2 separate regions of the Homo sapiens genome follow, and region 2 is linked to region 1. Evidence: read pairs that join two places in POLR2A ChIA-PET (ENCODE). Cell type or tissue: GM12878. All regions are shown on one strand.

Region 1 (2,500 bases):
CCGGGGGTGGCGGGGGGGGGGGGGGGAGGGGCAGGGGATAAGACTGATTGATCTTTAACTTCCTGGGTCCAATAATGACTCACATGGGTGAAGGATGAAATTCCAGGCATCACAGCAGGCTAGCAAAAGGCATATTCTAAGCAGGAGGAGGTGGACGGGGTCTTCTGGGTATTCCTCAAGTCACTCCAGGTAGACCCATCCCCTCTCATAAATCTGCACTTTTTATTTCTACAAGCAGAGGTGGGGGTGGACTTGTAGCAGTACTCACAGTCAGAAAGTAGAGACAGTCACAGTGACTTTATTATTTATTAGGCTGAGCTTGACCAGAGTATCTCATTCATTCATCACAATAGTCCTGTGAGCTCATAGGATCATAATTATTGCCATTTGGAGATGAAGAAACCGAGACAGAGAGAAATACAGTCACTTTGCCAAGGAAGTGCCTTTGATATTGAGTATGGGAATTTCTGAAAAATAACTTATTAATAAATGAGTACTAGCCTATAAAGTAATCGTAGAAATAATGTGACCCTAAAAATGCATTAATAGAAGAACAATATGGAGAAAAAAGGAATGGGTAATCCCACAATACTATGGGCTAGGAAGCCACCCCGATAATATTATATCCCTCTCTCGGCACCAGGTTTTAATAAACAGGAATGAATTCAAAGAAGGATGACTAAAATGGTGAGGAGACTCTCAACTATGTTACAAACACTGACTAGAAAAGCTGAGGAAGTTTGTACTGGAGAAAATAAGGTTTGGGGGAGCTCAAAAGCCCACCTGCAAATATCTGGAAAAGCAGAAGGTGTAGAACTTTTTTGGGTGGCTCCACAGGATAGAATCAGGCCTACAGGTGCAGGAAAACAGAGTCCAGCTGAACGCAAATACACTCGGAAACAAACTTCACCCTTTCCCTGATGTTTCAGTGTTTACTTGCTCAGAATAACAGAGAAATCCCTTTACTCTGATCACCAGAGAAAGCTATTTAGAACATGATGGGCTAAGGATAACAGGAAAAGGTAAAGAAAAACTATGATTGCAAAACTTCGCTCACATCTCTGTGTAGATAAAGCTTGGTTGTGAAAGATAGACGGCCCATATGCAACCCAGGATGACCAGAGGGGAACTGGCACTGCCCCTTAACTGTGAGCCGAAAAAATGGTGCAAATTATGGTGAATTTAAATTTTAAAATGTGTTTCTTCCTTAATAGAGATTTAGACTGCATGGCCTTCATGGACTACTGTTTCTCTTTGAGAGGTACTGTGGCATTACATCTGAAGTTAGGAAGAAAGCAAAAAACCCCACAAGTCAGAATTCCCCTCGAGAACCCCTAAGGAAGGTGTGACCACGCTGAAAACCAACACCCCACTTCTCCAGCGCAGTCAGCTTTTCCTCCGGTGTCAGAACAATTGTGGTTTCTTTGGATGAGCACCAGATGAAATAATTGGCTCATATCTAGAGATCACCTTGTAAAGAAAACACATCTTTAAACACAACTATACTCAGCACAGCAAGATGCTCACATCTCCAGAGGGATGGGGTGACTGAGATTCCCTAAAGAAACACAGGATCCACAACTCCTTTCTCATCCTTTCTCAGGGGCATATGGTCATTTCCTGGAATGATCTATTAGCATACTTACCCGTATTCAGAGGTAGATCCAGATTTTGAAGGGCTTGTTAATGGTATGTGCCTTTGCTGGGCATGGTGGCACACACCTATAGTCCCAGCTACTTGGCAGGCTGGGGCAGGAGGATCACTTGAGCCCAGGAGTTCAAATCCAGCGTGGGAAACACAGAAAGACCCCATCTCCATTAAAAAAAAAAATAGTATGTACCCTTGACATGATATAATAAAAATGATATTTTACCTCTATGATTCTTCCCCCTAAAAACCTTTAGGGAATCTCAGTCTAATCATGAGAAAGAGAATCAGACAAATCCCAACTGAGGAACATTCTACAAAAAAACCTCATTAGAACTCCTCAAAACTGTCAAGGTCATCGAAAACAAGTGCTGGGCATGTGGCTCATGCCTGTAATCCCAGCACTTTGTGGGGCCAAGGTGGGAGGATCACTTGAGCCCAGGAGTTCAAGACTAGCCTGGGCAACATGGCAAGACCCTGTCTCTACAAAAATAATTTAAAAATTAGCCAGGCATGATGGCACATGTCTGTAATCCCAGCTACTCAGGAAGCTGAGGTGGGAGAATGGCTTGAACCTAGGAAGTTGAGGCTGCAGTGAGCTGTGTTTATGCCATTGCACTTCAGCCTGGGTAATAGAACAAGAGCTGGTCTTAAAAAACAAGTAAATTTGAGCAACTGTCTCAGTCAAGAGCAGCCTAAAGAGACAATTAAATGAAATGTGCTCTGTTTTTTTTTTTTTTTTTTGAGAGAGAGTCTCACTCTGTCGCCCAGGCTGGAGTGCAGTGGCACGATCTCGGCTCACTGCAAGCTCCACCTCTTGGGTTCAACCATTCTCCTGCCTCGGCCTCCCGA
Region 2 (2,500 bases), 530 kb after region 1:
TCCAGAGTAGCTGGGATTACAGGCGCCTGCCACCACGCCCAGCTAATTTTCTTTGTATTTTTAGCAGAGACGGAGTTTCACCATGTTGGCCAGGCTGGTCTCGAACTCCTGACCTCAGGTGATCCACCCGCCTCGGCCTCCCAAAGTGCTGGGATTACAGGTGTGAGCCACTGTGCCCGGCCTATAGAAAATTTTTTAAAAAATAGCCAGGCGTGGTGGTGTGGGCCTGTAGTCCAGCTACCCAGGAGGCAGAGGTGAGAGGATCGCCTGGGCCCAGGAAGTCAAGGCTGCAGTGAGCTATGATCCTGCCACTGCACTCCAGTCTGGGTGACAGAATGAGATCCTGTCTCTTTAAAAAAAAAAAAAACCCAACTAAAGGAACCAAAAAAAAAAAATCTCAAAGTCCCTGTAAACCAGTAAAACTGTAAACCCCCCAGGGAAGCCTTGGTATCAGCTCATCAACATTCTTCCCTTCTCTCCACTAAGTTAGCTCCTTCTTAATTTTTTGAATATTGAGAATTTTCCCTACTTTATTGTGAGCTTAGCTCTCCAATTAACTGAAAGCTTGGGTTTTACATTTATGGAATATAATCATATTTGTGAAGAATTTATATTTTGTATTTGAGTATAATAATATTCTAAAGAAAAATTATAAAATATATTGAGTATGAGTGTTTTGAATAGAATATGAGAAGAAAACTTGAAGAAAATCTGGAATAAAAATATACCATGTGATATTCATAAGAGTACCTTACTATTCATTGGATATTTTCTTTTTTTTTTTTCCCCTGGAGATAGGGTCTTGCTCTGTCACCCTGGCTGGAGCGCAGTGGTGCGATCTCAGCACACTGCAGCCTCAACCTCCTGGGCTCAAGCCATCCTCCTGCCTCAGGCCCTGGAATAGCTGGGACTACAGGCACACTGCCAGCACGCCTGGCTAATTTTTGTATTTTTTGTAGAGACAAGGTTTCACCATGTTGGCCAGGCTGGACTCGAGCTCTGGGCTCAAGCAATCTGCCTGCCTTGGCCTTCCAGAGTCCTAGGATTATGAGCGTGAGCCAGCCTGCCACAGCCTTCATTGGATATTTTCAAGAGTACTCTTAGTTTTTGGTAAATCATACATTTGGCAAATGGGGTAGCTTGGATACTGAAGTAACTAATCCTTCAACAAATTGGCCTTTAGGGATATGGGCTGCTGCCATTCAGCTTTCAGTATTTTTCTGTAATACAGATCTGTTTGTTGCACTGCACTTGGTTTTCAATTATTTATTTATTTATTTCAGTGATGGGGGTTGTCTGGCTATGTTCCCCAGGCTAGATTTGAACTTCTGGGTTTAAGCGATCTTCCCACCTCAGCATCCTGAGTAGCTGGGACTACCGGCATGCACCACCACACCCACTTGTTTTTTTAACAATATGTTGAGCTGGGTGCAGTGGCTCATGCCTATAATCCCAGCACTTTGGGAGGCTAAGGTGGGCGGATCACTTGAGGTCAGGAGTTCGAGACTAACCTAGCCAACATGGTGAAACCCCATCTCTACTAAAAATACAAAAATTAGCCGGGCATGGTGGTGGGCGCTTGTAATCCCAGCTACTTGGGAGGCTGAGGCAGGAGAATCTATTGAACCTGGGAGGCGGAGGTTGCAGTGAGCTGAGATTACACCACTGCACTCCAGCCTGGGCAACAAAGTGTCTCAATAAATAAATAAATAAATAATATGTTGACACATGCCTGGTCAGAATAAATTAACCTGACTGTATCAACTGACTCATTTGATGTGAAAAGGCAATTCACAAACCAGTTCCTAAGCTGACTTCTCCCCTGCCACCTCCCCCAAAAAAACCCATGTTTATTTTTCATTTTTCCCTAAGCAACATTAATAATTGATTCTGGCTAGGGAAAGACCATGTTAACCCCCGTTGAAAGGGATTAAAAGTCAATGGAAGATAAAAATAAAGTGGCTTTTGTGGATACAACCCATACTTCCTATGTGTTCAGCATACCAGTTCCACAAGATTCCTTTCTTAAAAACCATTCTGCCTTGAGTTCTTAGATACACTACAACAGTGCCACCCAGGTGTCAGCTAAGATCTTATTTTTTGGAGGTCTGGGTATAATGGGATCAGACTTAACCTGGAAAGTTTGGGTTTGTCCGGTAATATCTGCTCATTCTCAGAGACTTACTCACTTGAGGTGCCCTTAGTCTCTTATTTCTGTGTCTGTTTTGCTTCCCACCCTGCCCCCTCATCAGTGAGGATGCAGAAATCAGCATTTCTTAGCATTCCCTCCACAGAAGAATCTCCTCCCACACAGAGCAGTTGTGAGTCGTGAAGACTTTACTGAAGCCTTACCATCTCCTCAGAGTGGAGCAGTGCTAGATGGTCGGGGAGACATATTTAGTTAATTTTGGTTTAGTTCCACACACTGAGTATATGCCATTGCCCAGGTACTGTGCTAAACAGTGGAGATCGGAGTAAGTGATGCTCCCTATCCTCAAGA

What was found. ChIA-PET counts read pairs that join two places held together with the same protein. Peaks named below come from ENCODE experiments on the same cell type or tissue, not always from the same donor. Only the 100,000 strongest peaks of a DNase experiment are listed, where the experiment ranks them.
Region 2: POLR2A ChIA-PET joins it to region 1 with 7 read pairs; 2 of 35 experiments call an interaction of 5 or more read pairs at or near these places.

What each region holds. Positions count from the first base shown.
Region 1 is chr2:46,393,935-46,396,434 of GRCh38, forward strand. It overlaps LINC01820 (long intergenic non-protein coding RNA 1820), which reads right to left and starts at 233. Exons shown (of 3, transcript NR_146999.1): 1 at 84-233. RefSeq lists an enhancer at 1-230. In GM12878, no CTCF peak of the experiment used is centred here; a DNase peak (open chromatin) is centred at 1,417.
Region 2 is chr2:46,923,854-46,926,353 of GRCh38, forward strand. It overlaps a transcript of MCFD2 not described here and a transcript of TTC7A not described here. Among named protein-coding and RNA genes, the nearest start is that of MCFD2, 9.3 kb to the left of the region's middle. In GM12878, no CTCF peak of the experiment used is centred here; no DNase peak of the experiment used is centred here.